Linked DNA regions of Homo sapiens: region 2 is linked to region 1. A link is a contact called in ENCODE Hi-C or POLR2A ChIA-PET data. All regions are on one chromosome and are shown on one strand. The core of a region is the stretch at or near the end of the contact, and the rest is flanking DNA. Distances in the headings are between cores, read along the strand shown.

Region 1 (5,262 bases), core at 2,315-4,814:
GTGGGCAGGTCCCTCCGTGCTCCCCCTGGCTGCCTGTTCTTCCTCCATCTTGCCCTTCTCACACTGCTGAGCCTCCATCACCATAGCAACTCCAAAACTGGCCCAAGGCCTGGCTCAAGGTAGGTATTTGCTGAAGGAAGGAGGGATGGGGTGGAACTCTGTTTCGGAGCCTCATATCCTCGAGCCTCCTGAAATGAATTAGGTCCCTGATCTTAATTTAAGAGTTAAATAATACCACACATATATTACAAAAGTTAGGTAAATTTCCCCTTCCCTCCTGTCATTACCTAGAAAGCTGCCAACTTCTAGATTGTAATTATGTACATGAATAATGAAATTAGCATATCTATCAGCTCACTCCCTGCTCATTATGTACAGGGAAGAGCCTGTGTGTTTCCATCCCAAATCACCCTCTTCTGGAGGCCCGCTGGGCTCCAGGCTCTGCAAAGACCCCAGGGGAGGGGCTGCGTGCCTACTGCACACCTGGGAGCATCTACAAGCCCTGAGAGACCTTCCTGGGTGGGGTGTTCACGTCTGATCAGCCCTGAACTGCAACTGATGGGTGGGTGGGAAGCATTGGTTGAAATTGGCATGGCAGGGGTAGGGCTATGGGATGGGGGGTAGCCCTGCCGTTGCAGAGGGAACTACCTCAGTTCCCGGTTCACTCCACATGGCTGTGGGCCAGTGGGCGGGCCTCTCTGGGGCTTCTTTCACCTGTAAAGTGGGGATGACATGTAAGTCAGCAAATGCGCTCCTAAAAGCAGCGTCAGGACACAGCAAGCTTGCATTGAAATTCTAGCCCCGCCATACATCTGCTACATGATGTCTTCTCTCTAGGCCTCAGTTTCCCCTTCTGCAGAATGGGAACAACGAAGCAAGTGTAAGGATCCCATGACATTCCTTGTGCAATGTGGAGCATTGTGCTTGGCACAGAGTGAGTGCTCCATAAACATGAGGGATTGTGGCTGTTGATGTCAAGACTGGCGTTTACCTTAGGCCTGAGGTGGACCCTCTCTCCTAGTAGAAATTCTCGTCCAATAATTGCATGGGAATCATCCAAAAAGTAGGACTCGGGCTTGCCGTGTGTCTATACTAGGCATCCCCAACTCCTCAGTCTCCTGGAATTCAGTGGGAATGCCAAGCTCTGGGCTCTCCCCACTCAACTCTGTCCAAAATATCTTCCACGTGGGGAGGAGGCCATGGACAGGTGGATAGGGAAGGACTCATCAAGCCCGAGGGTGCCTGCGTGTATGTGGTGTTTACTTATTCACTTACACACACTCATTCACATTTTCATTGCGGGATCCCTATGGGCAATGTAAGAGGCAATAGGGAGCCAGTGAATGCTTGTGAGAAGAGGAGGGCTGAGTTTAGTCTGGCTTTGCAAACTTGCTGAATATATGAATGAATGAATGAATGAATGAATGAATGAACAAGGCAAATCTTTTTACTCCAACCCAGTGCTGGGATTCAGACAGGTTACTTGGGGACCTTAGTCCAGACCCCCTTGATCCTACAGAGAAAGGTTCAGGGCCTCAGCTAGGAACACCCTCACTCCCTGACTCTACCTACCCAATGCTGCAGGGCTGGCTGACTCCTTCCCAAGCCCACTAGCACCCCTTCATAGCTGGGCACCTTCACAAGCATCAGTGCTGTCCCTGGGGCCACCAAGAAAGTCAAGGCCTCCTCCCAGAGCTTACTGTCTAGAGCTTTGCCAGCACAAGCTACTAAGCTTCTTTGCCCCATCACTCTGATTGGGGGCAAACTGTGGCCCATTCCATAGATTAGAAATGGTGGGATCAATTCCAGGGCCTATATGGAAGCTTCTAACTCAGACCCATGAGGCTGGGCATCTTCAAAAGAAGAAGCTACACATTACTCATATTTTACAGCTTCTTGCCCACCCCACCTCTATGCCTGGGCAGGACACACCCTGCTGTAAATTGATCCATGTTGGTAATAATAATAATAATAATATGAGCTAGGAAACCAAGCAGTTCTTACCTGCTCCATGCACTTTACATGTATTCCTTCATTTAACCCTTGCAAACTTAGCATAGTGGCTGGCACACAGTAAAAGCTCAATAAATGTTTGCTGAATATATGAATGAATGAATCAATGAACAAGGCGAGTCTCTTTACTCTGGCCCAGTGCTGGGATTCAGACAGACCCGGGCTCAAATTCTTGCACTGCCACTTACCAATCGGTTCCCTTGGTCAAGTCACTTCCCTTCTTGGAGATTTTAGTTTTCCTGTCGATAAAGTAGGCGTGATGATATCTTCCTATCAGGTTGATGTGAGATTTCAATGAAGCTCCGCATACAAAATGCTTGCATGACACCTAGGGTGGCCCAGAGTAGAAACAAAAGGTTTTTGTTATTGCTATTGTTGTGGATGATGTCATTGTCTCCATCTGTCCACTCGGCTTGCAGTTATGGGTCAGGAATTCAGAGACCAGAGGTCACACATTGGTGATCTGGAGACCTTGTCCAGCTCCCAGATGTATTTTGTTTGGCTAATACAGCACTTCATTGATTTTTTTAAAAAAATCTAATTAGTTGCCAATATTTAGAGATGGGGAGATTTCGCGTAAAATACACTTTGGGGTCTCTCTTGGAATTTCAGATGTTTGGACCACATGAGAATTATATTCACCCAGAGCAGCTGGGCTTTGCTAGAGCTGAGAAGAACCCACTCCCTTATTTATTTATTTAGTTATTTATTTATTATTTTTTGAGACAGAGTCTCACTCTGTTACCCAGGCTGGAGTGCAGTGGCATAATCTTGGCTCACTGCAACTTCCACCTCCTGGGTTCAAGCAATTCTCCTGCCTCAGCTTCCAGAGTAGCTGGGATTACTGTCGTGTGACACCACACCCGGCTAATATTTGTATTTTTAGTAGAGATGGGTTTCACTATGTTGCCCAAGCTGGTCTTGAACTCTTGGACTCAAGTGATCCTCCTGCCTTAGCCTCCCAAAGTGCTGAAATTACAGGCACCCGCCCCTTTAGAAAGGGTATGAGCTCCCATTCTGCCCCAGTCCCCGCCGCTCCCTGTTGCCTCACTCTTGGCCAGCTCCATTCATTTACGTAGTTTGCCTACCACTGGAGTATTTTCCATCTGGAAGCCCTGCTCTAGATTTTCTCTTCCATGAGATCCACCAAGAAAGCTCCAAGTCACAGTTAGCCAAATGGAGTTAAACAAGAAGAAGAAAAACACACACCTCACAGTGATGGTGTGGCCACTTCTCCCAATTTCACAGCCTGGGCCCAGAATGGAGTCGGCACATCCCCTTCAAAGCTCCATCATTCTGAGGATGCTGAATGCCACTTTCCCACCCATGCCCACTGGGGAAGCCCACAGAAAGCCCCCTAAATAGCCCTGATCCCTCCAGGAAAGGGGAGGGCACACCGAGAAAATGGCTCCCATCTGACCAGCCTGGGCACAGCTTCTTGACTCTAATTGGGGATGTGGTAATTAGATGATGGCAAAGTACACCCCAGGCTCAGCTTTCAGCCCCAGGTCCCACCAACAGGCCATCCCACTTGGAAAGTTTGCCTGACATTCCTGAGCCGGGCCGCCTTGCCAAAGAAAACTCAAGCGAGGCTTGTCTTGGCATGGACTCAACCCCTAGCCTCAGCAGGAAAACCAAAAACATTTACACAGCTGGGCCTGCGACGCCCGCTTCCCTCAAGAGTTTGTCAGGGCTTGGATGGCTCGGTAGACTCGGGGGGCACTTCTGAAGGGGACTGTGTTCCCGAGCACGGCCAGGCATCGCCAGCCAGACAGAAAACACCACGGCCACCCCCGGGAGGTGGGAAAGAAGACGCAAGAAAACACGCTCTGGGGAGCCGGAGAGGGGCTACCTGGGGACTGGGTTTTCATCTATTCGTTGATCACTGCACGCCTCCCCCCTCCAGCTGCAACCACATCTGCACGGGTCGTCCTGGCCAGCTCACCACCCGACCTGTGCGTGTTGGCCAAAAAACAATCCAAAGAAGCTGCTTATGGCACGCGGAGCGCCTGGGGCCCCATGCTGACAGCTCTAAAGGACCGCCTCTTCACCGCTCTCTCTTTGCACTCAACTTCCCCATCTCTTTTCCTGGCCGCCTTTCCATGGCATTCTCCGAAGCTCTTCACATTCTCTGTCCTGGGGGCACCCCAATGAGGCCCATTTGGCCTCCTGGTTCTGAATGTCAGGGACTATGAACAGGAAGTCCTGGAGCCAGTGGTTCAAAGCCAGGAGCTCAAACACATTGGTGAACACACTGGGGGTTGCCAAATTATCTGCTAAGTCCCTCGTGAATCCCTCTGGTCCCTCCATCCCAGTGGTCCCCACTGCAGTCCAGGCCACCATCGGTGCAGTGGTGACTGCAGCAGCCTCCTCTCAAACCCTCCCACCTCCACTCCTGCCCTCAGAGTCCATTCTCTGAGCTAAGGATAGCACAACCTTTATTATTCTCTCAATTATAAAACATTTAAAAACTACAGCAAAATGCAGAAAATATGACTTTGCATAATTGAATGATTCACTATCAAGCAAATACCCATGTAACCACCAGCCAGCGCAAGAAACAACCTAAAGCACTTTCTCTTTTTTCTTTTTCTTTTTTCTTTTTTTTTTTTTTTTGAGGCGGGGTCTCGCTCTCTTGCCCAGGCTGGAGTGTAGTGGCACGATCTCTGCTCACTGCAAACTCCAGCTCCCAGGTTCAAGCAATTCTCCTGCCTCAGCCTCCCAAGTAGCTGAGATTACAGGCGTCCACCACCATGCCCAGCTAATTTTTGTATTTTTAGTAGGGAAGTGGTTTCACCATGTTGGTCAGGCTGGTCTCAAACTCCTGACCTCAAGTGATCTGCCTGCCTCAGCCTCCCAAAGTGCTGGGATTACAGGCGTGAGCCACCGCGCCCAGCCAGAAGCACTTTCTTGACTCTCTTCGATTCTACTCCCTCCCTCCCCACAATATTTCATGACTATCCTGACTTTTGTGGTCATGATTTCCTTGCGTTTTCTTCAGACCTAAAAACAACATAGTTTAGCCTTGTCTGTTTTGGGGTTTTATGTAAAGGGAATAGTCATAGTAATCATATTATTATTATTTTGTGTCTGGTTTCTTCTTTCCAATATTATACAGTGAGATTTCTCCATGTTATTGCACAGAGCTATAGTCTATTCATTTTCACTGCTGTATAATATTCTTTTGTGTGAACATACCAGAGTTTTAAAATCTGTTTTACTGTTGATGTGGTTTGGGTCATTTCCAGC
Region 2 (6,015 bases), core at 1,767-4,266, 120 kb after region 1:
CATGTTGTCCAGGCTGGTCTCAAGGCAGAATCCTGGTGGCTCAAAAATCTTGATGATCCCAGAATTACAGAACTCTTGGGCTCAAGGGATAGCCCCACCTCTGTCCCCAAAAGCTCTGGGATTACAGGTATGAGCCACCATGCCTAGCCTTGGGTTTTTACGGGAAAGATAACAAGGTCTGGAGTCTGCAACCTGGACTTTGCACACTGTGTGAACCTGAGTGGGTCACTTCAGCTCTGGCTTCTTTTTCTGAACAGACACGAGGTGATAACTCATGCCTATGTCACCAGGGCCTGTGAGGGTTAACCAGCGTAAGGAGTGTTGATGGGTTTTGTAAACAGTGCTGTACGGATACTGGTTTTGTGGCCCGGTCGGGGCCTCTTGGGAAACAGTGTAGTATGCTGCTGGTGAGAGTGTGAATTATGACAACCACTTGGAAAAGAATTTGGCAATGTAGCCTCATGTGGAAGATGCACATACCCTCTGACTCAGCAATTTCACCCCTAAGAAGACGCCCAAAAAGAATTCTGGCTGATGTGCTCAAGATATACACATGGATGCTCATAGCAGTGTGTTCAAGGGAGTTTTGGGCGAGAAAACACCTTAGTGCCATGGCCAGGAGATCGCATGAATCAACTGTGGCACAGCTAAGCGAAGGACTCCCACACAGCCCTAAAAATGAATTAACCACATCACTATGGAACGATACCAGGGAATCTTTTCCTGGTGGAATAGCTCTGTATCTTGACTGTTGGGATGGTTATTCAAACCTACACACATTTTCAAGAACTGTACACCTGGGGTCGGGGGAAGAAATAAAAGATGCATGTAAAAAAAAAAAAAAAAAAAAAAAAACAAAAAACTGATGACATCTGAATATGGTCCACCCCTGAGTTAATAGTATTGTCCAGTGGTTAGGTGCATGGGCTCTGGGTCCCACAGATCCAGGGGTGTGTTTTGTCTCATCCAAGCTAAATCATCCCAAGCTGAGTCTCCACAGTAGTAACCTCAATGAGATTGTACTATTGTGTCAATTTCCTGTTTTGATCATTTTTACTATGGCCTTGAAAGGTATTATCATTGGGGGAAGCTGGGTGAAGGGTTCACAGGTTCTCTCTGTATTATTTTTTCAACTTTGTGTGAGTCTTTAATGATTTCAAAAAAAAGAATTAAAACTGATTAATTAATTAATTAATTACGGTGCATGCGACAACATAAAGGAATCTCAAAACAGAATGAGGAAAGATAAAGAAGAAAATACACAGTGGGATTCCATTTATACTGAGTTCAAAAACAGGCAAACCCTACACTATAGTATCTAGGAATCTTATACACGTAATAAGTCACTAACAAAGAGCCAACCCTGAACCCGGAAGAGGGGTTAGCCTTGGCAATAGAGACAGGTAGGTAGCAAGTGTGGTGGAGTCCACAGGGCTTAGCCGCATGGGTAGCATTGCATTTCTCAAGCTCGGTGGTGGAGAGGCTATTGTTTGTTTGGTTTTGCTTTGTCCCTTATGCCTACCTTATGTATTTCATTTTATTTGTATAAAATATCTCCATAAAAATAAGTTTTAAAAAGGGTTTGGTCTTTGGAGTCAGAAAGTCCTGGGTCAAGTGCTGGCTTTGCTGCCTAGCAGCCAAGTGACCTTGGCCAAGTCACTTCTAGGCCTCAGGGTCCTCTGTGTGGAGCCTACTGGGAAGGAAGACGGCTGTCTTATTATAGGGCCTTCCTAGAAAAATGACCTCCCAGCACCTTCAGGTATCTGGGCCTCCCTTTTTCTACAGGGACTTGGGGTAAGGCCTGAATGGACAGCTTTGCCCAACTGTGCGGCCCTGTAGGGGCACTACCCACCCATGTCCCTGATGTTTTCTGCTGGGAAAGGGAATGTGAACTCTATTATTATTATTTTTTGACAGGGTCTTACTCTGTTGCCCAGGCTGCAGTGCAGTGGCACAATCATGGCTCACTGCAACCTTAAATTCCCAGCCGTCGTCCTCCCTCAGCCTCCCGAGTAGCTGGGACTACAGGCACACATCACCATGCCCAGCTAATTTTTTTGTTTTGTTTTGGGTTTTTTTTGTAGAGACAGGGTTTTGCCATGTGGCCCAAGCTGGTCTCGAAGTCCTGAGCTCAAGTGATCCTCCCACCTCAGCCTCCCAAAGTGCTGGGATTACAGGTGCATGTTTAACATTGCTCCAGGTGTGTGCTTGCCCTGTCTCAACAACCCCTTCCCCAGCTTATCTCTCCCACTGAGAAGGAGTCACCCCAAGTTGCTTAGATTTGGGGCAGTGACTGGGCCAGGTTTGCCAGTGGCAGGGCCTTCTCCTGCATGGAATGGCCAAGCTTCCCTGCTTCCTATCTTTCTCTGATTTACCCACATGGGTACAGATCTTGTTGCTTTTCTCTTCTGCAACACGCTAGAGCAAGGCAAGCTTCCTCATTTGACTTAGATGGATAGTCAGCCCCTTAGACCTCATGCCTAGACCCAGCTGGGCCAACCCTCATGAACAACCATGCAAAGTTCACCTTCCTATCCCACTCTTCCCATCCATATTACACTTGCAGACCTTTTCCCATTTATTGCTTTGAACAATTTAATTCTACTCCTCAGAGGGACAGACCTGGTTCTGTGTTTAAAGCTCAAACACCAAGGCAAGCTCGACCACTATTCACCTCTCTTCATTTGCTCTTATGAAACATCACTGCTGTCCAGAATAAACCTTAGTCTTTTTTTTCCCTTGCTCCCAGCTCCCTAGATATGTGTGAATATAAAATATAAATATATGTAAATATAATTCTTTGGCCGTTTGTGTTCAAGATTTAGAATTTCCTCCTAGAGGGAAAAGGCAGGAAGGGAATGGCTTGTAAGCACAGGCTGTGCTTCATTAAGAAGCGTGTTTGGGGTGGCGATCACTTTTCTCTAAGCTAGACAAGCCGGCTGGAAGCTGACCTCTGTACATCCTGAAATTTCATCAACTCCTTCTCTCCTCCAAAGAGCCTCTCCCAACCCCTCCTCCACCGTAACAGAGCCCCTTCCTTCCTGTCTCCCCAGGGACCTCCAGGGGTCACAGGGACTGCGTGAAATGCGCTCCTCCACTCCGATCCAAGGGGCTCTGGGCTTCCAGACGGCTTTAGATGCCTGGCAGTCGGCCCACCGGCACGTGATGGGGCCCCAGGTCACGAACAACGGGGCTGGAGGGCTACAGCTGAGCGTCTGGAGGGGACAGCCGCAGCCTGCCGCCTGAATTGATGGAAAGGAATCCTTGCCCTAATTTTCGCAACAGACACATGTTGTAACACTCTGTGTCTTTAACAAAACCCTTTCATAATAACAATAAACAGCAATGTCAATAATAACACTGATAATGATAATTGCCCTATTTGAGAGCTCACCATCTCCAAGAGGGCTGGAAATGGTGACAGCCACTGACTGGCTTGCTTCTTAGATGCTACCGTTTTATCAACACTAGAGCATCCAGTTCTCACATCTATCCTCCAAGGGAGGACTGATGATTCTCCCCATTTTACAGACAAGGAAACTGAGGCTTAAGGGAGGGTTGGCTCCTGTCAGGGGCACTTACATGGTAAGGGGTAGAGCCTGGAGTTGTAACTTAGGCCACATCTTTCTCTCCAGTCCCAACATTCAGCTCTGTAAGGAGACATCAGAATGATGCTTCTTCCTGGATTTAGTTCAATGAGAAGGCTCATCCTGAGCCAGAACCCTTGCTAGGTGACCCTGGGGCTCCCAAATGGCCTCAACTATAAAATTCCAAGATTCCCAACCAAGGCCTATCCCGACACAGCCTTATGAGAAGGCAGTTGCCTGCCAACCCCCCAGCATGTGGGCTATCCCAGCCTTTGTAATATCAGAAATATTGAAAATAGCTTACAGACACTCGCCCGCCACTGTCACCTTTGGAGCCAGCAGGGTACCCCCCAGTGCCTGACTTTCTGGGGACATCCAGGGCCACCATGCTGGTTTCAGTTCTGGGCAGGCCAGAGGGCAGTTCCGCAGGAGGTAGAACCTCCTGGTGTTCGGGACTTAACCTCTCTCGCCCAGAGTCAGCTAGTTGTGAGGGAGCAGGGGTGGGGGTGGAGGGCCCCTCAGCTGGCGGGACATCAAAACCCACACAAAACGCTTCCATGTGGTACCAGCCCTCGGCCCACGTCCTTCACGTCGGATTAATCCTCCAGCTTCTCGGACAGACGTGTCCTCACCACTCTGCTTTCATGTTTGCCCACAATTTGAATGTCATCACACAAAATCAAGGCTAATTGTGAACAGACCTCCCCCTCTCCCCGGGCTGCCTCCCCTCCCCCTTCCTCCTTCCCTGTCCACATCTGGATCCCACAACCTCTCTCGGGGACCTTGGAGACCTGCTTAGGCTGCGAACTCTGAGAATCTAACCTGATTTCCTTTTCCCGTCTCCCAGCCTCCTAAATATATATCGTGGAATGTTCTTTACTTTCCTTTGCCATTGACTTTGCTGTAGCCATTGCCCAGATGACCGTAGGAATTCTCCACCTTTCTGGGCTCTCTCCAAGTGGAGAGCAAAGCTCTGGGCAAAGTTGGCTGGGTGCCGTGGCTCATACCTGTAATCCCAGCACTTTGGGAGGCCAAAACAGGAAGATTACTTAAGCCCAGGAGTTCGAGACCAGCCTGGGTAACAAAGTGGAACTGTGTCTCTACAAAAAAATACGAAGATTAGCTGGGCATGGTGCCATACACCTATGGTCCCAGCTGCTTGGGAGGCTGAGGTGGGAGGATTTTTTGAGCCCAGGAGTTAGAGACTAGGCTGGGCAGCATAGTGAGACCCCATCTCAAAACACAAGGCAAAATAAAATAAAATAGCTCTGGCAAAGCCAGGGGAAACCTTCCCTCCACTCAGCCTGCCAGCCACATCCCGCTCTCCCAACACATACCCATTTCACATGTGCGGCAGCCCATCAGGCTATATCATATACTCACCTGCCTCTTGTGCCCAGACCAGGTTGTGACATGTCACTCACAGTACATGGGACATGGTCCAGCTTGATAAGGCTCCCTGAGCTGAGAAAAGGAATTTGGTACAGGAGAAACGGGAGTGTTTGTCATCCTCAGAGAACTCCAAAAAGAGAATCTTTGGTGTTTCCTGGGAGCCTGTTTGCTACAGGGAATCTCTGGGTGCTGAGAGTCCCTTGGGGGTGGAATGGGTGTTGGCAGGGACTTGGGGCTCCAGAGAAGGAAGGTCTCTGGGGACAGGAATTCTAGGAGAAGGAGTTTTCAAGCACTGGTGAATGTTTACTGTGTGGTCCAAGCACCCCAAACAGCAATTCCTCGGGTTGTGGTGACACCCATCCTCTCCACTTAAAAAGTCATATCATTTCAGAGTCCAAAAGAGGCTGATATGACTCAAGGGCCCACTGCCTACAGGAGAAAGCTGAGGCCTGGAGAGAAGAGAATGGCCAGCCCAAGGTTCAAGAGAAAGTCAATTCTTTGGCCCCAGGGGGGCCTTTGCCTAATGTTGCTTTCTGGAAAAGATGGCAATGAATACCACTTATAGCCTGCACTGGCTGCTGGGGAATCCTACAGAAGATGACCCCACCCTAGAGACATCCAAGAGGCGACCTAAGAATCTGAGTTTGGATCTGCGCTCTGCAAATACCACTTAACTGTGGAGCTGATAGTGCAGGGCTGTCACCACACCCAGGCAACACGTGCAGAAGAGCAGATCCAAAGGAAGGAATAAAGGTTCCGGAACCAGACCCCTGGTGGGCTCAATCCACTTCATCCACACACCACGCTGTGAGCAGCGACCTAACCTCTGCAGGATGGAGTTAGTTTCCACGACTCCCTCCCCAGCCACAGTACCAGCTCCTTCCTGCGGGTGTTTGCCGAGTGCCAGGGAGTAAACAGAGCGCCAGGGAGTAAACAAAGTGTTTAGCCCTCGTGTCATCCTAAACTATCATCATTCCCATTCCCAGGAGCAGAAACTGAGGCTCTGACATACATAAGGACACACAAGAAGTCAAGA

What was found. A loop is a pair of places that touch in the nucleus more often than their neighbours do. ChIA-PET counts read pairs that join two places held with the same protein, here RNA polymerase II (POLR2A).
Region 2: a map of IMR-90 shows a loop between it and region 1 (2.5-fold over the local background). The contact joins two enhancer-like sites. A Hi-C loop is called at or near these places in 1 of 168 maps with a recorded cell type or tissue (IMR-90). POLR2A ChIA-PET finds 5 or more read pairs at or near these places in 2 of 52 experiments (WTC11 and activated CD4-positive, alpha-beta T cell).

Annotation. Positions count from the first base shown.
Region 1 is chr22:27,417,272-27,422,533 of GRCh38, forward strand. No RefSeq gene overlaps it. Among named protein-coding and RNA genes, the nearest start is that of LINC02554, 110 kb to the left of the region's middle. Within about 2 kb of position 3,565, at least 18 of the 41 ENCODE cell types and tissues checked have a DNase peak (open chromatin) inside an H3K27ac peak, as active enhancers do.
Region 2 is chr22:27,534,580-27,540,594 of GRCh38, forward strand. All of the region lies in intron 1 of LOC105372981 (a long non-coding RNA gene), which reads right to left. Among named protein-coding and RNA genes, the nearest start is that of CPMER, 180 kb to the right of the region's middle. Within about 2 kb of position 3,017, at least 2 of the 41 ENCODE cell types and tissues checked have a DNase peak (open chromatin) inside an H3K27ac peak, as active enhancers do.